Regions from separate parts of the Homo sapiens genome. Here all the other regions are linked to region 2. A link is an interaction called in ENCODE POLR2A ChIA-PET data of the cell type or tissue named here. Cell type or tissue: MCF 10A. All regions are shown on one strand. Each heading gives the region's core, and the rest is flanking DNA. Links, peaks and the distances in the headings are about the cores only.

Region 1 (7,721 bases), core at 1,842-6,841, 140 kb before region 2:
CATAAAAATGGTTACCATAATAAATTGTATGTTATGTATATTTTACCACAATAAAAAAAATACTAACCCAAAATGGATTATGAACTTAATCTGAAAAAACAGGAGAAACAGGAGAAAATTTTCAAAACCTAGGGTTAGGCAAAGAGTTATGAGATTTGTCACCTAACTTGATAAATTGGACTTCATCAAAATTAAAAGGTTTTGTTCCACGAAAGATCCTTAAAGAAAGGATGAAAAGACAAGCCACATACTGGGAGAAAATATCTGGAAATGATATATCTGACTAAGGACTAGTACACTATAATAGATTACATAAAGAATTCTCAAAACTCAGTAGTAAAAAGAACCACCCAATTCGAATATGGGCAAAAGACCATGAAGAGACATTTCACCAAAAAAGATACACAGATGGCAAATAAGCACATGAAAAGATGTCCAAAATCATTTGCCATCAGGGAAATGTGGCTACACATCGATGACAATGACTAAAATAAAATGAGGCAACACCAAATGCTGGCAAGGATGTGGAAAAACTCGATCATTCACACATTGCTGTTGGAAATGTAAAATCATACAGCTACTCTGGAAAGCGGTTTAGCAGTTTCTTTAAAAAAACAAGCAAACATGCAACTATCATATGACCCATCAATTTCACTCCCCGGCAATCTCTTGAAAATTATGCTCAGTGAAAAAAGCCAATCCTGAAAGTTTATATATTTATTATTCCATTCATATAGAATTGCTGAAATGACAAAATAATGGAAATAGAGAACAGATCAGTGGTTGCTTTGAGTTAAGAAGGGGATGGGGTGAGAGGAAAGTAGGTGTGGCTACAAAAAGGCCTCGAGTGATCTTTGTGGTGACAGAAATGTTCTGTAGTTTGACTCTATTAACGTCAATATCCTGGTTAGTGATACTATGCTAGAGTTACTACTAGAGGAAACTGGGTTAAAGGCACATGTGATTTCTGCATTATTATTATTTTTTTACAAACATACATGTATCTACAATTAACCCAAAATTAAAGGTTTAATTAAAAAAAAAAAGGAAATGGAAATTTCTGCACACGAAGGAAAGAATCTAAACCCCAAAGAAAGAAGCCTTTTGTAAGAAGGCAGACACTTACCTAAACAGTGTATCTGACAAGCCTAGACTCAGGTGGGCAAAGGAATGGACCTGATACAGATTGAGTGACTTTGATGGTATAAGGAGTGGAGCCTTTAATGACGTGGGCTGGCATGACCAGTTAGAATCTGGAGGATCCTAAAATGGAGAGTTATTTGTCCCCACACATTAGATCGCCTTCATGGGGCATTTACTGAGGGTACAGCAGTGTAGCAGGCTGAGAATGGGGCTATAAAGCCATGAAACATTTCTGCAGTCTCACAGTTCATACACCCTAAAGTCATGCTAGTGGAAAGAACCAATGAAAGACACAAAACTCATCTCCCACCCTCATGACAGCTGAAAACAGAAGCCAGGTGAAAGTAACTAAAGCAGCAACCTAACCCTAAACAAATTCAACTCCTATTTTATCAGCCTCACTGCAGCTTCCTGAAAAGGAAAGAACACTGCTTCGCTTTCAATGGTTCTTTTATACGTTATTTAGAGCACAATAAAAAATTTAAGACATGTAAAGAAGTAGGATAACATAAGAGGAAAACAATCAAAAGAAAACCCACACAGCAGAACCACAGATGTTAGAACTATTATAGCAGAAAAGAACTTTAAAATGGCAATTTTTAAATACACAGGAAAAGATGTACAAATTAGATGCAATATCAAATTTAAGAGAAATAGAAACTCTAAAAAGAGCAAACAGACATTCTAAAAGTTAAAAATACAATAAATGAAATTAAGAAATCTATGACCTATTCAAAGGCTGAGCGTGGTGGCTCATGCCTGTAATCCCAGCACCTTGAGAGGTTGGTGGATCACCTCCTGAGGTCAGGAGTTCAAGACAGCCTGGCCAATGTGGTGAAACCCCACGTTTACTAAAAATACAAAGAAAAAAAAATTAGCCGGGCGTGGTGGCACGTGCTTGTAATCCTAGCTACTCAGGAGGATGAGGCAGGAGAATCACTTGAACCTGGAAGGTGGAGGTTGCAGTGAGCCGAGATCACGCTACTGCATTCCAGCCTGGGTGACAAGAGCGAGATTCTGTCTCAAAAAAAAAAATCTATGACCTGTTCAAGCAATGAGGTAATTTTAAATGCACTATATTCAATATGTAAGAATTTTTCAAATATATTAAATAAAAATGATCCCATTCTTCTGTCACATGCCTCCCCCACACATCTCTAATCCCTCAACACAGCAAAGACTACTAGACAATCACAGCACTTTCAACTTGTTATCAGAATTCTTAGCAAAGACCTCTAGACACCAACACCAATAAGAGGTGGCATTGGAAATAAAACCTGTTTGATTTAGTCAAAACGTAGGTTGCCTTAATCACAGTGCTTATGAAAAAATGTAAAGTCACCACTTTGTAATGAAGCAGGGGACTAGGTGAACTTATAAAGTAAGTGAAAGTGTGTCATTGATTCCTGCCTCCTGCTTTGTCCTATTAAACAAAAACTTTGTGGTAAGGGCTCTACAATGTGAATTAAAAATCCTACCTCCCAGGTATATATTTGAGAGAAATTAGTGGATATGTACACAAAAGGACTTGTATAAAATGTTTTACACAGCTTTCTTCATAACAACCAAAAAGTAGAAACAATTCAAATTCCCACCATGGAATATTACACAGCAATAAAAAGGAACAAGCTACCAGCACGCACAGTAACACAGATACTGAGTAAAAGAAGCCATAATTAATCATATATACTGCATGATTCCATTTATATGACGTTCAAACCTAATCTATAGTGATATGAGTTAAAAAAAAAAAAAAGATTATCTCTGGGGAGGGTGGGCTGTCTTGGAAAGAGCTAATGGGAGTCTTTCTGGAGTACTGGAAATGTTTTGTGTCTTTCTATGGATAGTGATTGCAGTTATAAAAAGGCATCAAGCTGCGTACTTAGATTTGTGCAGTTCACACAGAAAAAATAATGATGATGATGAAAATAACCAGGCTGTGAGGTACGATATCTGCAAATGGCCAATAAACAAGAATCTTTGGGAATTATTAGATGATGTTAAGATACTACTGAACAGGAAGAATGGCGCTAATAAAGAAAGCATATTTTAATGACATGCTAGCTTTATTTGGCATTCTATGTGTCCTATAAAAATCTGTTTAAAATGATTCTTTTTAGATATATCTTCTGCACTAGATGAGAAGTTCATCTGGGGCAGGGGTTAGCAAACATTGTCTGTAAAAGTCTAGAGAGTAAGTATTTTCAGCTTTGCAGGCCATATGCTCACTGCTGCAACTACCCAATTCTGCCACTGTAGCACTAAAGCAGCCATACAAGGTAAGTAAATGAGTGAGTGTGGCCCAATTTGGCCCACTGGCCATAGTCTGCCAACTCCTGATCTAAAGGAAGAACTATAATAGCCTTTGTTTTCCGTGTTTATTTTCTACAGTACTTCACACACAGTAGGCACTCAGCGAAGCTAAAAGGAATCTTTAAAACCGTCTCTTCTAATCCCTCCACTCACGGTGAAAAACATCAATCAGAGGTTTAAATTTGCTCAACAGTACTACTTTTTAAAGCAGTGCCTCATTTTAATAAACATGCAAAGATTTAATAGTGATTTAAATTCCAAATTTTTTTACATGTAAAACATAAGTTTCAGAAGTTCAGACATTTTACATAGCATAAACTAAAAATAATTAGTTTAGAAAAATGTATCTTTACCTATAGTTTGGTTATAAGTTATCAATACGAGCTTTCAGTCACACAACCATAAGGGATCAATCTAGGAAGTACTAAAACCTCACCATATAAAATGAGGAGCTAAGACTAAACGAAACTTTCTCCAGGACTCAAGTTTTTCTAAAAGCCAAAATGGTAATGAACTTATTTAATAGTAGTTAGCATTATTAGGAAACACTTGATTATAACTTAACTAAATTATAAGGAAAACGTTTAACATAATTATACTTCAACACAGTAATATGATCTACACTAAAAAATTCTATTACAGGTTACTGAACATTTTTACGTGGCAGTCAAACAATCAGCCAACAGTAGAGGGCAGCATTTCTATTCACTATTAAAACCTAACTTAAAAAATTTGAAGTCTTTTAAAAAAAATCTAAAAAATCTGAAATACCTGTACTGAGACTTTCTTTTAACATATTTAATACCCCTTTCAAAGCTTCTAACATACAATTTTAATACAACCTACAAGTGAAAGTACCCTAATATAAATATGAATATTTAAATAAAAGATAGCTGTTTTACCCAAAGGAGTCAAATTTTGTATTCATAATTCCCAAACTGATAAACCAAAACAATTCAACAGTTCTCTGGTGACTTAATTCCTAAAATTCTATCAGTTATGTTAAAACAAATTTGCTGGGCACCCACTGGAATGACAAACATCCCCACACACGGGCATACATTTTCTTTACCCATATAAAGAATCACCAAAAGAATCATGAACTTTTGGCAAGTAGGAGATTCAGGGAACTGTTTCAGAAGACAAGGCAAAGCATCACTCTAAAATCTAAAATAAAGGCAGCAAAAAGAGGCTGACAAAGCAGAAACAGGTATGGGTAAAAGCATCTTTCAAGCTCCTTCTCTTTCATAATCCTTTTATTCCTATCTCCAGCTTGCCTTAATGAAACACCTGAACTTAAAGAAAGACATGATCCTATTACAAGAAATTCTGGTACTAAAGTTACTCTCAGAAGTTACTTGACAGCTGGGAAACCTCCATGCTAAAGAACACGAAATGCCCTCAGCTGCGGTTTAAGCAGAGTGCTTTATTGCTAACATAAGAAAATATACCATATATAACAATAATCCTAAATCACTCTTGTTGGGCCTTTTATGCTCTGAGTTAATTTTCCTACAGTGATTACGAGCCTGACAAAAATGACACTTCACTGCCTGGCCTCTAACAATATTAACTCCACCTCAACGGACATGTTTGCAAAGCAGCTAGCTAAGAACACAAGAACTTACAAACACAAAAATAAATCTCTCTTAGACATTATGTGGAAAAGCACAAAATACTGTAACCAAGCTGATTAAAGTACATAAAAATGTATATAAGTGTATGAACAATAATCAGAAACGCTGCCATGCTAGAAATGCTCACTAGCATCTTTTTGTCCCACAAAATATCTAAATCCAGAAGAGTATTTTTTTTAACTCGAAGAGAAGTACATTTTCATTTTCACTAAAAGGCAAAACAAAACAAACATTACACTTGGATTTAAAACATATTAATCAGAAAAGGAATACAGAGCTATTTATGACAGCCTTAAATTAGTAAATGGCATTAATACTACTGTAAATGGAGACCAAGATTTGGCAGTTCAGTAGCAGTGATGGTTTAGTCATCACATCTCACAACCTTGTCATTTGCAAACGTTTTAAAGTCAGATTCTTCATTGTGAAGAACATATAGTTATGGGGGGGCGGGGGGGAACAACCAAAAAACTAATCATCATTGCTTTAGCTCAACCCACATGCCTGTACTTAAGGGTATCCATGGTAGCAATGATGCAACGTGCCTACCTAGTTCACCGTGCCTACACAAGTGGGAGAGAGGGGAGGCGGATGATGAAAAAAATTTCACTTGGAAAGGTGTTTTAGTATTAACATGATAAAATTACATCAACTACACTGTCAGACTTTTAAAACACATATAGAATCACAAAGCTCTCTAAGACCAGAAAAGGGAGAAAAGAACAAGGGATGGGGTACACACCGCAGCCTTTAGTTCAAAAGAAAATCAAGAATTTTGCTCTTCCTGCTAGAGCCATTGGTTAAATATGTTCAAAGGGTTTATTTCTAATAATAGAACAAATTATTTTAATTTAGTTTTTTCAAAAGCAACTACAAACAATGTTTTAGGCTTCTAATTTCCAACCTACATCCTTCTCTATTTTTGCTTTAACAGTTATATAATAAAAATTTATAAATACTTTAGGATAATGATTACATCTAATTTTTTAAGCAAAATAGACCCTCTTTTGCTAAAAGAGTCAATGTAAAAAAATTCAAAGTCTATCAAGGAAGATGGAGCAGAGAGAGGAGATAGATCATTTCAAATAACCTTGCTATAATACTGGAAATAAAACCAAAATGAATGAAATGATAAAAGGCAAATCACAGGGGAGAACCAACATAGACAACCATGAAAAAAATTTAGAGAGGGAAAAAGCAACAACGACCCTGTTTTCCAGGATTATGTGCCCTTTAAACATTCAGTAAGAATATTTCAACAAGACAGTTTACCTAGAGGTACAGAGAAGACATCTCCTTATAAACAGGGAATGGAAACAGATAATGGGCATGTCTGTATCCGATCAGAAACTACTGTTTGAACTAGAACTCTGAGCAACAAGAAAAGAAAACTAATTTCCATCAATTTTCCTGCTTTTCCTCTTATGAAAAATAATTCATTATACAGAAAGAGTAATAGCCTCTACTTTCAGAATTTACAAATTTACCTACTCTTTTATTACTGAATGTAATTTTAAAATCTCAACAAGTTTGTCTAGCAATCACTATGAGACATCGTAAGTGCATAGAAATAAAAAAAGGTAAATTATTCCATATTTTAAAAACCAATGGATGAATTTTAAATGTAAGCACGCTGAATCTATAACACCATCACACAATGTCTGCAAACTGGTGCTCAAAAATAAAAGAAGCCAAACTTAGAGATTAAGTGAAGCATGCTGCACTTTGAACACAATGAGCAAAACAGACTTCAAAACAAGTACTTTCAAGGAGTGCTTGTACAAGTCTAATCATTTTAAATCCACATCAACATCTTTCTAAAGGCAACACAATCAGCACTTGACTATTTTCCTCTTCCTAAAAAAACAAAAAATTAACTATAATTATAATAGATGGAAGAGTCCAGAAAATGCTCTCAAAACGAGTTATACTTTCAACTAGCATGGCATGTTGGGACACAAAGGGGAGAAGAGTAGCTCTGAGAATACACTGAGAAGATTTAAATATAATCAGGACTTTACAGACCCTTGCTGCTGGGAGAAAGGCTTCCTGTAAATCTCAGGGAAAAAACATCTGTGCAACACGCTTTTGGCTATCTAAAACACATTTCAAAATACCGCCCTTTCTAAAGGATATAAACTAAGCATCACATGGATTCACACATCTATTTTCAAATCTATAACAATGGTTACACCTTATTTTTAAAAGACACTGAACAAAGGGTCTCTCACATCTGTCACTAACAATGAAATACAGAAAAGCATATTATATCTTACCTTTGTGGTTACAATGCACAGGCAATCCATTACTCTACCATTACAATATTTTATACATAAAGCAAAACTATTTTAAGTTGCCTAGTTGAACAAAACATGTAAATAAAAATAAATAAAGCTGTGAGATAAAACCATAAATGAAGAAGTTATAACTGTAACTAGATCTCTCCAGGATCCATTCTTAGAGGTAGCAATTTTTCTACTATCTAAAATACAAGAAACCAGAGTCTGTCACGTGCCCTACAATCTTCTTTATGTAATCTGTATCTGAAGAACTTGAAATTATCCCACAAAACACTGTGGAAGATGTCAGGGTTTATTCCACAAGAGTCCACTGCTTCTTCAGATGCTG
Region 2 (7,721 bases), core at 1,362-6,361:
ATAGTTTACTATCTGCAGTGCATTTGGGATAATTTAGTATCTGCCACACATTTGGGATAGTTTACTATCCATAGTGTATTTGGGATAGTTTACTATCTGCAGCGCATTTGGGATAGTTTACTATCTGCAGCGCATTTGGGATAGTTTACCATCCATAGTGTATTTGCGATAGTTTACTATCTGCAGCGCATTTGGGATAGTTTACTATCTGCCTTGCATTTGGGATAGTTTACTATCTGCAGCGCATTTGGGATAGTTTACCATCCATAGTGTATTTGCGATAGTTTACTATCTGCAGCGCATTTGGGATAGTTTACTGTCTGCCTTGCATTTGGGATAGTTTACTATCTGCAGCGCATTTGGGATAGTTTACCATCCATAGTGTGTTTGCGACAGTTTACTATCTGCAGCGCATTTGGGATAGTTTACCATCCATAGTGTATTTGCGACAGTTTACTATCTGCAGCACATTTCGGATAGTTAACTGTCTGCCTTGCATTTGGGATAGTTTACTATCTGCAGCGCATTTGGGATAGTTTACTGTCTGCCTTGCATTTGGGATAGTTTACTATCTGCAGCGCATTTGGGATAGTTTACCATCCATAGTGTGTTTGCGACAGTTTACTATCTGCAGCGCATTTGGGATAGTTTACCATCCATAGTGTATTTGCGACAGTTTACTATCTGCAGCACATTTCGGATAGTTAACTCTCTGCCTTGCATTTGGGATAGTTTACTATCTGCAGCGCATTTGGGATAGTTTTCCATCCATTGCATATTTGCGAAAGTTTACTATCTGCAGCGCATTTGGGATAGTTTACTATCCATAGTGTATTTGCAATGGTTTACCATCTGCAGCACATTTGGGATAGTTTACTATCTGCAGTGCATTTGGGATAATTTAGTATCTGCCACACATTTGGGATAGTTTACTATCCATAGTGTATTTGTGATAGTTTACTATCTGCAGCGCATTTGGGATAGTTTACTATCTGCAGCGCATTTAGGATAGTTTACTCTCCATTGTGTATTTGCAATAGTTTACTATATGCAGCGCATTTGGGATAGTTTACTATCTTCAATGCATTTGGGATAGGTTACTGTCTGCCTTGCATTTGGGGTAGTTTACTATGTGCAGCGCAGTTGGGATAGTTTACTGTCTGCCTTGCATTTGGGGTAGTTTACTATCTGTAGCACATTTGGGATAGTTTACTATCTGCAGCGCATTTGCAATAGTTTACTATCTGCAGCGCATTTGGGATAGTTTACTGTCTGTAGTTCTTTTGCCCATTAGCTTGGATTCCTTGTCGTAGGGTCTCTTTTTGTCTGCTTTGCAAGCAAAAATCAGAGCCCCTGAGTCACAAAAGTGTGTAGGTACCTTTCCACACTAGTTTCTCCTCATTCAGGGACCCCATGGCTTATAAGAAGGTAAAGCTGAGTGGCTCTCAAGTGTCCCAGGAAAACAGTCCTTTCTGCATGTTTGATCTGCCAAGTTGCCAATATCTGATCTGAGCTCCTCAGAAGCTCCTAGGAGAAAGAGGTGACTCAGGGAGCAGAAATGATGGGCCAGAGAGAGAACCCTAATAGCTAGCTTCACAGGCCCATCTCTGTCTTTGCCCACCTTTCCTCACCCAAGTACAACAGTGTTTGGAGTGGCTTAGTGTAACCTAACTTTCAGTGGTCCCCTCAGGACTGGTAGGCCAAATTTAGAGCCCACACAAGGAAGTCTATTGGTCATGTGGTGTGCCTTGAAGCCTGCAGCATGTAAAAAGTTATATTTAATACCCTGGGAGAGACCAAATACAGGAAAGCCAGTTTGTGGGATACAATTATTTTTTCATAAGAAGCCTCTCTGCCTATGTGTTTGGTAAACTGTTAGCCCTCTAAGAGTTGGACTGTGGATTCTCTAGTCTTATAGTTAGACACGTGGACAAGCAGAACGTTTAAGAGTCAGAGGAACATTCCAGGATCTTCAACAGCCCTAAACAAGGTCATTGGCATCCTGCTAGATATGGTTGGCACAGAGCACACTCTGTGACTGACCCTCTCAATCAGCCCAGCATCCTGTCCAGTGGCCTGACCGAGGGCTGCACTGTAATCCTTGTTTCCTTTGAAAGTCTGGAATTCATAAGGAAATAGGGTGGGGGTAAAGAATGGATGATCTAATTTTCCAAGGGAGTATTGGATTAGTCAACAACTTGATCCCCACTGCTGAGATAGCTCCTTTTGTGAATATTTTACCTACCCACCTGCTAGGTCTCAAGGCTTCTGAAAGTACTCTTCCTAGACAACTACACTGAGCATCTTAAAACAGCACAGTCTGCTTCCTTCCCTCACTGATTCTGAAAAACGGAGCCGCTCCCAGTCCCTTTCGTATCCACCCTGACTCCAGGCAGGATAACACTGGATAAAGTCCCCTATATCCTTCAGCATAAAAATCCCAAAAGTCCACTCCAAGGCCTTCTGCCTGCTCTTGTTTAAGACACAGTGGCTGGTCTCTGAAGCAGCCTCTAGAGGCTCTGATGCCAGCCAGTACATTTAAAGATGAGCTAAAGGAAACAGAAGGGTAGTTGGTACACTTCTTTATCTCCCGACATTTGCCTGGAGCAAAAGAAAGAGGAGAATGATGCTGAGATTAAAGCCTCTCCCCTGGAGTGATTCTATGTGGCCTGTTGCGTTGGTGCAGAGAGGCAAGGCAATAAGGCCTTCTGGGGTTCAGCAGAGAGACAGGTCAAACAAGGGTACTGCCCAGGCTGCTGGGGCCCCAATCAAGATGTGACTCTTCTCCAAAGGGAGCAGATGACACGGGCCTCCTTGTACCAGTGTGGCAGCCAGCATGTGTGCAGGATGGGGACAGACACTCAGGATAGGCAGAGAGAGCCACATTACCAAGTAATCAGACTTGTTTACCACTCTTGAGGTAAATGTGGGAAGCCAACAACCAGCATTTTGTAGAGTCACTTGGCGGAAGAAACACCATCCACACAAGTCAATCAAAAATATATATTCTTGGCTGGGCGTGGTGGCTCACACCTGTAATCCCAGCACTTTGGGAGGCCGAGGAGGCGGATCACCTGAGGTCAGGAGTTCAAGACCAGCCTGGCCAACATGGTGAAACCCATCTCTACTAAAAATACAAAAAATTAGCTGGGCATGGTGATGGGCACCTGTAATCCGAGCTACTCAGGAGGCTGAGGCAACAGAATCGCTTGAACCTGGGCGGCGGAGCTTGCAGTGAGCTGAGGTTGCGCCACTGCACTCCAACCTGGGCCACAAGAGTGAAACTCCGTCTCAAAGAAAAAAGGTCTATTTTTAAAAACTACTAACTGAGAAAGAAGTAAGAGCCTTGAAGAAACAGAAAGAAGGAACCTGAGCATGCCACGGCAGGAGAGGATGAGAACGGCATGGAGAAGGGGGAGGCGCAAGCAGCTGGAAGCCCACGGCGGAATGGGCCGGTGCTCGGAGAGCTGTTCGGATGGCACGGGAGCTGATTGTCTTGACGTTAAGTTCCTCGGTGAGGAGAGAACAGAAGTTAATGGCACCCACCGGGCCTGGGTGGAGCCTCAGCACCACCAAAGAAAGCAGATTCTGCATTTGGAAAGCCTAGGCCCTCTCCTTGAACCTGGTTCTCAAGGTTTCGGTGATGAGTCACCTCGTTCCCCCTCACCAGCTTCTGTCTTTAGCCACAGCACTGACGTGTCTGAACCCGCACGCACCTCCTGAGCTGGAGCACCCGTCATCTTCACACCACAGATGACTAACCATGGCCTGCTCACAGTCTCCTCATTATCACGGAATGAAAATGCTACATGCCTGAAAGCTGAGGTTTTGGGAACAGGATGAGAAGAGCTGCGGAAGGAATGGAGATGCAGGTGGCAATGAGCTAAGCTTTTGACAGGCCCTCGCAGTCCTCGGGAGCAGGGGCCAAGTGACCACAGATCCAGAGAGAGTGCTCTCCTTGGCAGGGCCGCATGAAATCTCATTCATTACAGCCTCCGATTAGGTTCCCAGGCTCATTAAAATCTGTGTGCCATTCACTGTTTCTCTTGGATCAGACTGGATTCTACTGTGCAGAGAATTGCCAGGGCTTCCAAGTGTCCAGTGCAGGCCAGATAGCATCTCTTGGCTTCACTTCTTCCTGAAGTTTCTCCCTGTGCTTCTGTGTGCTCACTGCCAAGAACACAAGTCAGCATTCAGGCCCACGGCTGCCAGCTGAAACAAGGGCTTCTGACCCAGACAAAGCCCGCAGATAAAGTCCAAAGCACTTGAGCTAAACTTACTCTAAAAACTATGGCAGTACAGGACAAAGGAAGACACTCGGGTTAGACACAAAGAACCACAGCTAAGGCAACCTTTAAAAAAGGAGAGTGGGCTGGGCGCAGTGGCTCATGCCTGTAATCCCAGCACTTTGGGAGGCCAAGGTGGGCGGATCACTTGAGCTCAGGAGTTCGAGACCAGCTTGGGCAACATGGCAAAACTCCATCTCTACCAAAAAAAAAAAAAAAAGTTAGCCAGGCACAGTGGCATGCACCTGTGGTCCCAGCTACTTGGGAGGCTGAGGCAGGAGAATTGCTTGAGCCAGGAGTACAGAGGTTGCAGTGAGCTTCTCGTGCCATTGCACTCCAGCATGGGGGACAGGAGTGAAACCCTGTCTCAAAAAAATAAAATAAAATAAAATAGGAGAGTAAAGAGGAGCTTTTACTCTATCTGATAGAAAGACATATTATAGCCAGGTGCGGTGGCTCACGCCTGGAATCCCAGCACCTGGGGAGGCTGAGGCAGGAGGATCACTTGAGGCCAGAAGTTCAAGACCAACCTGGGCAACACAGTGAGACCCCATCTCTACAAAAAATAGAAAAAAATAATTAGCTGGTCACGGTGGCACGTGCCTGTAAGTCCAAGCAACTCAGGAGACTTAGACGGGAGGATTTCTTGAGCCCAGGAGGTTGGGGCTGCAGTGAGCCGTGGCTGCACCACTGCACTCCCCAGCCTGGGTGACAGAGTGGGAACCTGTCTCAACAACAACAAAAAAAGACATATTAAAAAGCCATCATAATAAAAACAGTAGTTTAAAAACCATAAAAATAGATCACCAGAACAGAATAGAGAGCTCAGATTCAGTCCCAACTTAATGTAGGATGAAGGTGAGGCCGGGCGCGGTGGCTCACATCTGTAATCCCAGCACTTTGGGAGGCCGAGGCAGGTGGATCATGAGGTCAGGAGTTCAAGACCAGCCTGGCCAAGATGGCAAAACCCCGTATCTACTAAAAATACAAAAAATTAGCCAGGCGTGGTGGCATGCACCTGTAATCCCAGCTACTCTGGAGGCTGAGGCAGAGAATTACTTAAACCTGGAGGGGCGGAGCTTGAAGTGAGCCGAGATTGCGCCACTGCACTCCAGCCTGGGCGACAGAGTGAGACTCCATCGCAAAAAAAATAAAAAATGATTAAAAAATAAAAAATAACATATAGGATGCAGGTGGTCCCGCACATCACGGGGAAGGACAGATTATTTAGTAAATGGCATTTGGGAAACAGGCTCATTGTATAGAGAAAAATAAAACTGGACCCCTACTTAACACTAAATACAAAAGAGGACTCTGCATGCTTTAAAAACCTAAGTATAAAAGGTTAAAGAAAAATAGTGGAAATAAAATGGGCAGAAGAGAGTGCAGGGACGTATCTTTGTGATCGATCCTCCTCAAAACAAAATTTCAAAAGCATAAGGCAAATTTTTACGAATATGATTAAATTAAAATTAGGGGTTTCTAATCAACAAAAGTCCCCATGGACAAAGTTAGTAGACTGTTAACAGAACAGGCGTAGATATTTGTAACATCTAAATCAATGAGGGATTGATACGAAGAATATGGAAAGATCTTGAACATTTATGACTGTAATTAAAAATGGGGAAAGGGGCCGGGCGTGGCTCACGCCTGTAATTCCAGCACTTTGGGAGGCTGAGGCAGGCAGTTCATGAGGTCAGGAGTTCAGGACCAGCCTGACCAATATGGTGAAACCCAACTCTACTAAAAATACAAAAATTAGCCAGGTGTGGTGGCATTTGCCTGTAGTCCCAGCTACTCAGGAGGCTGAGGCAGGAGAATCACTTGAACCCGGGAGGTGGAGGTTGCAGTGAGCCAAGATCGTGCCACTGCACTCCAGCCTGGGTGACAGAGCACGTATCCATCCCCCCACCAAAAAAAGAAAAAAAATTGTGGAAAGGATATAAACAGATTTATACAGAAGATGAAATTCCAAAAAGCGAACAAGGTGGCATAGGTCAGTTGTGCTGAAGCAGACTCGGAGCTAGGGAGTTGTGAGCAGGAGGTCTATGTGGGAGTGATCTCAGCAGCAACGCGGTGAGGGAGTGAGGAAATCAGGATAGGACTGGGCAGAGCAAGAATCTGAACGGTGATGTGGGTACAGACAGGCCTTGGCTGATCCCACTGGGGAACGCTGATGCTGGCATGTCTTTTCAGAGATGTCCTGAATGTAGGCAAGGGACTGGGGCTTTGTACCCCTTCATTGACTAGCCTCTGGATGGACACTGCCCCCACGGAGAGCTCATAAGTGTGGGTGAAGCTGCTTACTTGGACTGAGGGCAATTCCCAGGGAGGGTCTCACCTGTGAGCCATTCACAGCCGGCACTCTGGCAGGGAGGGGTGGAGAGGGGTAAGGGGAGGCATAGCTTTTAGTCCTGAAGCAGGAACCGGAGCGGTATACCATGCATCTACCATGAAGAGAGACTCAAAAGTTTTAGTAACACAAAAAATGAAAATTAAAACAACAGCCGGATGTCACTGTATGCCTTTTATATTGGCAAAATATAGAAATACAGGTAGTGCCAAGTATTGGCAGGGATGTGGGACATAGCCACTCCTGTACCCTGCTGGCGAGAGGACAGATTGAGAGGAGTCGGCATTGGCAGTGTTCCGGGGCACACACAGGCATTGTTAGTCACATTCGGTATAACATGCTAGCAATGCCTCCACGAGGTATACATCCCAGGCCGCTCTTATGCAATTCTGTAAGGAGAGGTGTATGCAAATGTTGCCTGCACAGGAATTAGTGGTGGGAGCTGGAGACTCCCTGAGTTTCCATCACTGAGATGGAGAAATAAAATACAGTGAATGCACGCCAGGGAGTACGATGAAACAGGACTGAGGCAAAATAATAGACGTACACATAGCAGCATAGACGGATCTTAAGAACAGTGAAAAATGGGGGAAAAGCATGTAAAAGCGTTAGAAATAATGAGATAGAATATGTACATAAATTTAAAATACTGCAAATGCTATTTGTATGAAAATATGCGAACAAAACGATACACATGAAAGAACTAGGAATCATGTGCAGTGAGAGAAGGAAATGGAATTGCAGGATGGGGACTAAAAGGAATAAGGAAGTAAATAATTCACGAGGGGGTTTCCCAGGGACCAACGATGCTGACATCCAGGGGCCAAGGAGTAGGAGTAACTCAACTCTGTACATCTGACTTCTAAGACTAGCAGCAGCAACCACCACCATTTGAGCCCCAAGAAAGCAAGCTCAGGTTCTGCACCTTCTCTTTCTCTGAGATCTCCCCTCAAAGGTCACAGGCTGAGTCACTGGAAAATGGCAGAGCCCTGCCCCACATCACTCCCCACTCTTACGTATAAATGAAATGACACACACCTCTGATCTCCAGTGGGCTAAAGAGGTTGGCACCTGCATGGAGG
Region 3 (7,721 bases), core at 1,842-6,841, 78 kb before region 2:
TGCCTCTAGCTTTATTCTTTTTGCTCAAAATTATTTCTGTAAAAATATTACTGGACTCTTGATAAGGATTGCATTAATTCTACAGATCTCTTTGGGCATTTAGCAATGACCAAAGTATGGACATTTTAACAATATTAATTTTTCTAATTCATTAATTTTTCATTGATCTTTTATTTATTTGTGTCTTCTTCAATTTATTTCATCAATGTTTTATAGTTTTCAGATCGTTCATCTCACTCTCTCCTGGCCTGCAGTTTCTGCTGAGAAACCCACTGATAGCCTTATGAGGGGTGATCTTTTTTCTCTTGCTGCTTTCAGGATTCTCTCTTTATCTTTGTTTTTGTTTTTTTTTGTTTTTTTTTTACAGTTTGATTGCTATATATCTTGGTATAGTCTTCTTTTAGTTGAATCAGATTAGAGACTTTTGATCTTCCTGTACTTGGATGTTTATATCTTTTCCCAGATTTGGGAAGTATTCAGGAATTATTTCTTTAAATAAGCCCTCTGTCTCTTTCTCTCTCTCTCTTCATCTTCTTTTCCTGCCCCCCGTCCCCCATTTATTTTAGCTTCAGGGGTACATGTGCAGGTTTGTTACAGGGGTAAATTGCCTGTCCTGGGGGTTTGGTGTACAGATTATTTCATCACCTGGGTAACAGGCATAGTACCCGATAGATAATTTTCTGATCCTCACCCTCCTCCCACCCTCCACTCTCCAGTAGGCCCCCTGTGTCTATTGTTTCCTTCTGGAAGAACGGACTCTGGATATTAGACCTTTGTTGGATGAGTAGTTTGCGAATATTTTCTCCCATTCTGGAGGTTTGTCTGTTTACTCTGTTGGTAGTTTGTTTTGCTGTGCAGAAGCTTTTTTGTTTAATTAGGTCCCATTTGTCAATTTTTGTTCTCGTTGCAATTGCTTTTGGCATCTTCATCATGAAATCTTGTCAGTGCCTATGTCCAGAGTGGTATTTCCTAGGTTTTCTTCTACGGTTTTATAGTTTTAGGTTTTACACTTAAGTCTTTAATCCATCTTAAGTTGATTTTTGTATATGGTGAAAGGAAAGAGTCCAGTTGCAATCTTCTGCATATAGCTAGCCAGTTACCCTAGCACCATTTATAGAATAGAGAATCCTTTTCCCATTGCTTGTTTTTGCTGACTTTGTCAAAGATCAGATGGTTGTAGGTGTGCAGCTTTATTTCTGGTTCTAATCACATTTATTGATTTGCATGTGTTGAATGAACCTTGCATCCCAGGAATAAAGCCTACTCGATTGTGGTAGATTAGCTTTTTGATGTGTTGCTGGATTCAGTTTGCTAGTATTTTGTTGATGATTTTTGCATCTCTGTTCATCAGGGATATTGATGCTTTCTTTTTTTGTTGTGTCCCTGCCAGGTTTTGGTATCAGAATAACATTGGCCTCATAGAATGAATTAGGGAGGAGTTCCTCCTCCTAAATTTTTTGGAATAGTTTCAGTAGGATTGGTACCAGCTCTTCTTTATATGTCTGGTAGAATTTGGCTGTGAATCCATCTGGTCCAGAGCTTTTTATGGTTGGTAGGCTTTTTATTACTGATTCAGTTTCAGAACTTATTATGTTCAGGGTTTCAATGTCTTCCTAGCTTAATCTTGGGAGGTTGTATGTTTCCAGGAATTTATCCATTTCTTCTAGGCTTTCTGGTTTGTGTGCATAGAAGTATTGGTGATAGTCTCTGAGGGTTTTTTTTGTATTTCTTTGAGGCAAAATGACCTCATTTTGTAAAACAGTGAATTCTAAGCTGAATTTAGTTCTCTAAGATGGCCCCATTCATGAGAAACCTTCCAGTTCCCAGCATACTGCTCCTAGGGTATTTAAACACCTTGGCATAAGGCTGTCTGGGGAGCGAGCCCATCAAACAAGTGTTGGGTTACTAGAAAGTCACCCTAGTTGAGAAGGAGACTAACAGGGATGGATGGCACAGTGAGGAAGAGAAAAAGAGAGGGAAGAAGGTGGTAGTAAGGACTGGGGCTCTCCTGGTTAACAGCCACTCTCTTGACATTTCCAGCTCCTTCTGCAGATCCAAGCTCACCTATATGAGGATTATTACTTCTTGGAATCAAAAGAAGTGATTGACACCATTACCAAAGCATTCTTTAAAGATCTGCCATTTTATGGGGTGCACCTAAGAATTCCTTTTTCTTTAATATTTTCTTCTAGTTTATGTGCTCAGTGAAGAAACATTAGAAAACAGAAAAGCACTAAGAAAAAAAAAATTAACCAAACTCACACAAGCCAAAGATAACAGCCAACTAACATTTGCTGTAGATATGTCTAGTATTTTCCATGCATATATATATATATATGTTTCTTAGAAAAATAGTATCATACATGTTATTTTGTAGTCTGCTTTTTTTAAGGAATTTACATTTATTTTATAGCTTCAAAAAGGCTTGGTGCATGATAATGACAGAAAATTAAGGATCTATACAAGGGATATTTACCCCCGGGAAGATGTATGTTACAACTCAGTTAATGCGTCAAATGTTAAATGTTGTGATACCGGCGTTTTATTTAGATGTTTCCCATTTATGATGATTGTTAAACATACATCACATGTCTACACAGACATACACCTTCCAAGCTGGGAATCAGGTCTGAGTGATCCTGTCGGTGTTCTGCCCACAATTTCATGAGTGACCTTAAGCAAATCAACTCAATGCTGCTTCTCTAGATAAAGTCCCAATCTTGTCTGGCACATCCAGCCGTAAAAACTCCTATCCAGTTCCCGGAATGTACCATGCTCTTCCGTGCTGCCATATTTTTTAACATCATTTTTTGGGGGGCCTAAAACACTCCTTCCTATCTGCCTCATTAACTCTTCATTATCTTTGTAAATTAAAAAAAATTTAAATTATAGTAAAATAGATATAAAATACACCATCTTACCCTTTTTTTTTTTATTCTGAGACAGAATCTCACTGTCACCCCAGCTGGAGTGCTGCACTGGCGTGATCTCAGCTCACTGCAACCTCTGCCCCCCCGAGTTCAAGAGATTCTCCTGCCTCAGCCTCCTGAGTAGTTGGGATTACAGGTGCCTGCCACCATGCCTGGCTAATTTTTGTACTTTTAGTAGAGATGGGGTTTCACCATCTTGGCCAGGCTGGTCTTGAACTCCTGACCTCATGATCCACCTGCCTCGGCCTCCCAAAGTGCTGGGATTAAAGGCGTGAGCCACCGCGCTGGGCCTTACCCATCTTTAAGTGTACAGTTCAGCAGTGTTATGTACATTCCCATTGTTGTGCACCCGATCCCCAGAGCTCTTTCATCTTGCAAAACTGAACCTGTACACACATTAAACAGTGTCTCTGCATTCCTCCCTCTCCCCGCTGCGAGCGATCGCTGTTCTACCTTCCGCCTCTAGGAATTCCACTGCTCTAGATGCCTCATGCACGTGGACTAATACGGTATTTGTCTTCTTTGTAGCTGGCTTATTTCACTTAGCATAATGTTCTCAAGGTCCAACCATGTGGTAGCACGTATCAGAATTTCCTTCCTTTATAAGGCTGAATTAAATTCCATTGTATGTATGTACCTCATTTTGTTCATCCATTCATCTATGGATGGACATTTGGGTTGTTTTTATTGTTGGTTGCTATAAACATGTGTGGACAAATTATCTCCTCAAGACCCTACCTTTAATTCTTTTGGGTATACACCCAGAAGTGAAATTGCTGGATCAATTGCTGATGGTCATTCTATTTTTGTAGCCTCCTTTTAAAACTTTGCTTTTTAGTACTTATTTTCCCCAAATTAATAATTTCTCAGGTAAATAAGAAACCAATCTTTTACAGAATAGTTTTTTTATCATCCATAGAGTGTTTTATCAAATGGCCATACTTATTAAATTGGTTGCTTCCAGATTTCCATTATGAAAAACCATGCTAGATAAACAAATGTTTATCCATAAGATGAATTCTTGGAAGTGAAATTACTGGATTAAGAGGTGTACATTTTAAAAATATTGATGCATAGTGTTATGGTATATGTACAAACTTCTAAAGGTTTATTTTTATGAAGCATCAGCCTCTGTTGCCAGCACTCTGTATAAGCAGGGCAAAGGCTGGCAGCTTAAGTACTCTCTAGTCTTTTTAAACTTTACCCTCAAAGAAAATAAATCTTTATACCAAAATTCTTATTCAGAAGTGAAAGTGTTATATAAGTCATCATTGACAGTAAACACAGTGAATGATCAGATCTTGCTGCTTAAATTTTAAATTAATATAAGTAATATCAAATCCATTTTTAAATGGTCCTCCCTCAGTAAACATAAAAAGTTCCTTCAAATTCATATATTATTTTTCAGATTACAAACCACTTCCACTTATGTTTTCTTACATATTCCTTATAGTTAGTTATTGTTTTCCCTGGTTTACACATGAAGAAATCGAGGCCCAGAGAAGTGACTTGCCTGAGGCAACAGAGCTGATAATCAGTGTCTTCTAGTTCCAAGTACATTGCTTTTCAAGCTGCGGATGACTCATCTTAACCAGTCCTTGAGGTCTTGTAGTAAGTAAGCATAGTGGAGACTTTTCCAAGCTTCTTTTTCAAACCAGAAAGAGGTAGTCGTGGTTTTTGGAAAGTAGCTAAAACTATGATTTAATAAGAGGGAATTTTGTAGCCAAAACCTAGTACATAAAATATAAATAGCCCTCCTTCTTTCCCCTAGAATTGTGCGATGCCCTTTGTGGTGCTGGTATGGCATGGTGTCAAACGTGTGGGCTCCGGCGTCATCCTGCTTGGACTGGAATGTTGGCACCAGGATACTAATTTTGTGATCTGAACAAGTCAACCTCTCTGCACTTCCATTTCCTTACCTGCAAAATGTGTAACAAGACCTCCCATCTCAGTGGAATGTTGTGAGGATTGGATGAGATAATGTCGGTAAAGTAATTAGCACTGTACCTGGCGCAGGCTCACTGCCTGATACATAGTAATCCTTACTACTAGGTGTTAAGGACCTAAGTAACACTGTTCCTCTGTTTTATCCTGGGGAGAAGGGTACATGAAATGGGCTAGTGAACAAGTTAAGAGAGAAAATAGCCTTCTCTGATCCCTCGGCTGATTAAAGAAGGTAATTAGAGGCTTCTCTAGTAAAGTGTAGGCTCATATCGTTCAGTTCAAATATTTTTTAAGTCTCCCTAGTTATTTCTTCTGTTACCAACGGGTTATTTAGTAGTTATGTTGTTAAACTCCAAATGGTTGAGGATTTCCATATATCTTCAGTTATTAATTTCTATTTTAATTCTGTTGTGATCAGAGACGGTGAATGTTCAATGTGTACTTTAAAAGAACGTGTATTCTGCTGTTTTGGGAAATATTGTTCTAGAAAACGTAATGAGTCAAATTGGGTGATAGTGTTCTTCATGTTTTCTATAACTGGTTTTTTGTAACTTGTTCATGTTTTCTATTGCTATTGTTTTTCTATTTACTTTGTCTATCAATTATTGAAATAGGACTTTGTGGAAAATTCTAACTATATGTGAATTCCTCTAATTGCCCTTTGCCCTTTGTTAGTTTTTGTTTCATGTGTTTTAAAGCTTTGTTATTAACTGCACATCCATCTAGAATTGTTACATCTTGCTGAATTAACTCGTCTACATTATGAAATACCCGTCTTTATTACTGTAATACCCTTGGTCCTGAAATCTATTTTGTCTGATATTAATATTGTTGCTCCAGTTTTCTTATAGTCAGTGTGTAATGTATCTCTTTCTACCTTTTTTACTTTTAACCAGCTTGTCTTCATATATTTAAACTCCTTTTTTTGTAGAAAGTATTAAGTTGAATGTTGCCTTTTTATCCATTATGATAATATCTGCCTTTTAATCAGGATGTTATGACTATTTACATGTAATATAATTACACTGATTACATTTAATATAATTAAATCAATTAATATAATATACTATAACATAATATAGTTAGGTGTAACTCTACAAGCTTACTTCTTTTTTTTTTTTCTGCTTGACTCATCTGTTCTTTGTTCCTTTACCTCTTCTTTTCCTGACCTCTTTTGGAGTAAGTGATTTATTTCTTAGGATTCTATTTTATCTCCACTGTTCCCTTACTAGCTATAATTCTGTTTTATGTTTTAGTGGTTGCTATAGGGCTTGTAATATGTATTTTTAACTTACCACAACCCACCTTCAAATAATATTAGCACTTCAAGCATAGTATAAAAACTTTACATCAGTGTATTTCCATTTTCCTTCTTAGGTCCTTCATATCAATGCTGTACATTTTAGATTCCTATTTATTGCAAAATCCACAATATGTCATTATTAACTTTGCTTAGAACAGGCCATTTAAATTTAAATATAGTAAAAATCGGAAAAAATCTTTTATATTTACCCACCTATCTACCATTTTCAGAACTCTTCATTCCTTAGGTAAGCCTGAGTTTCTGTCTGGTTCCTTTTCCTTCTGCCTGAAGATATTCTTTTTAACATTTATTATAGTGAAAAATCTGCTGGCAATTACTTCTCTCAGCTTTTTAAAATCTGAAGATGTCTTTATTTTATCTTTGTTTTTAAGAGATATTTTTTCCACAGGCTTTAGGATTCTAGGTTTGCCATTTTTTGTTTTCTTTCAGCAATTTAGAAATGCCTTCCCATTGCCTTCTGGCTTGCATTATTTCTGGAGAGAAGTCATCAGTATTTTTAAAAATCTTCGTGCCTCTGTATGTATGTCTTTTGTTGTTGTCGTTGTTGTTGAGACGAGGTGTTGCTCTGTTGCCCAGGCTGGAGTGCAGTGACACAATCTCAGCTCACTGCAAACTGTGCCTCCCGGGTTCAAGCGATTCTCCTGCCTCAGCCTCCCGAGTAGCTGGGATTACACGTGCCCACCACCACACCCAGCTAATTTTTGTATTTCTAGTAGAGATGGGTTTTCACTATGTTGTCCAGGCTGGTCTCATACTCCAGACCTCAGGTGATCTGCCTACCTTGGCCTCCCAAAGTTCTGGGATTACAGGCGTGAACCACTGTGTAATATGTCTTTTAAGATTTTTTCTTTTTCACTGGTTTTCTGCAACTTAATTAGGATATGGCTTGATGTAGTTTTGTCTTTGTTATGTCTCGTGGCTTGTTGAGCTCTCAGATCTGTGAGTTCATAGTTTTCATCAAATTTGAAATATATTTGGCTATTATTTCTTCAATATTTTTTCTGCTTTCCCTTCTGGAACTCTAATTACAAGTACGTTAAACAGCTTGATGGTGTCTAATAGGTCACTAAGACTTGGTTTATTTTTTTTTCCTCTCTGTGCTTTGGTTTGGAAAGTTTTCTATTACTATGTTTTTAAGTGCATTGACCTTTTATTTTACAATGTCTCATCTGCTGTCAACCACATAAAATCATAATCATTTTATTTCAGATATAGTATATTCCTACTCCACAGAGCACCATTTGGTTCTTGGGATGAGGAGGTGTCCCAGGATCATCATCATAGATCAGTGGACTTCCTGCTTATAAATGCCAATATATTCATAAGAAAAAGACGGTTGAATCCTGCCAATCCATAGCACAATGGCTTTTGTACTCCAGGGGAAACTGGTAGTGGTAGCAAATATCTTTTATTTTTCCTTAAACAATTTAACAAAGGGAGTCAGGTACGTTAAAGAACTCTGGAGAGTCAATCAGGTTTGTGTGTGTGCCACAATTTCTTGAGGTGGAGAAGCTGAGCTTTTT

The links. Peaks named below come from ENCODE experiments on the same cell type or tissue, not always from the same donor. Only the 100,000 strongest peaks of a DNase experiment are listed, where the experiment ranks them.
Region 1: POLR2A ChIA-PET joins it to region 2 with 10 read pairs; 6 of 35 experiments call an interaction of 5 or more read pairs at or near these places.
Region 3: POLR2A ChIA-PET joins it to region 2 with 24 read pairs; 3 of 35 experiments call an interaction of 5 or more read pairs at or near these places.

The regions. Positions count from the first base shown.
Region 1 is chr3:197,252,890-197,260,610 of GRCh38, forward strand. The region is part of intron 4 of DLG1 (discs large MAGUK scaffold protein 1); the gene reads right to left. Among named protein-coding and RNA genes, the nearest start is that of MIR4797, 37 kb to the right of the region's middle. In MCF 10A, for the core only: a CTCF peak has its summit at 4,144 (motif pointing right); a DNase peak (open chromatin) is centred at 4,142.
Region 2 is chr3:197,391,067-197,398,787 of GRCh38, forward strand. No RefSeq gene overlaps it. Among named protein-coding and RNA genes, the nearest start is that of DLG1, 96 kb to the left of the region's middle. RefSeq lists enhancers at 2,690-2,739, 3,004-3,505, 3,113-4,312, 3,230-4,109, 3,632-3,926 and 1 more. In MCF 10A, for the core only: no CTCF peak of the experiment used is centred there; DNase peaks (open chromatin) are centred at 3,715 and 4,105.
Region 3 is chr3:197,312,946-197,320,666 of GRCh38, forward strand. No RefSeq gene overlaps it. Among named protein-coding and RNA genes, the nearest start is that of DLG1, 18 kb to the left of the region's middle. In MCF 10A, for the core only: no CTCF peak of the experiment used is centred there; a DNase peak (open chromatin) is centred at 4,476.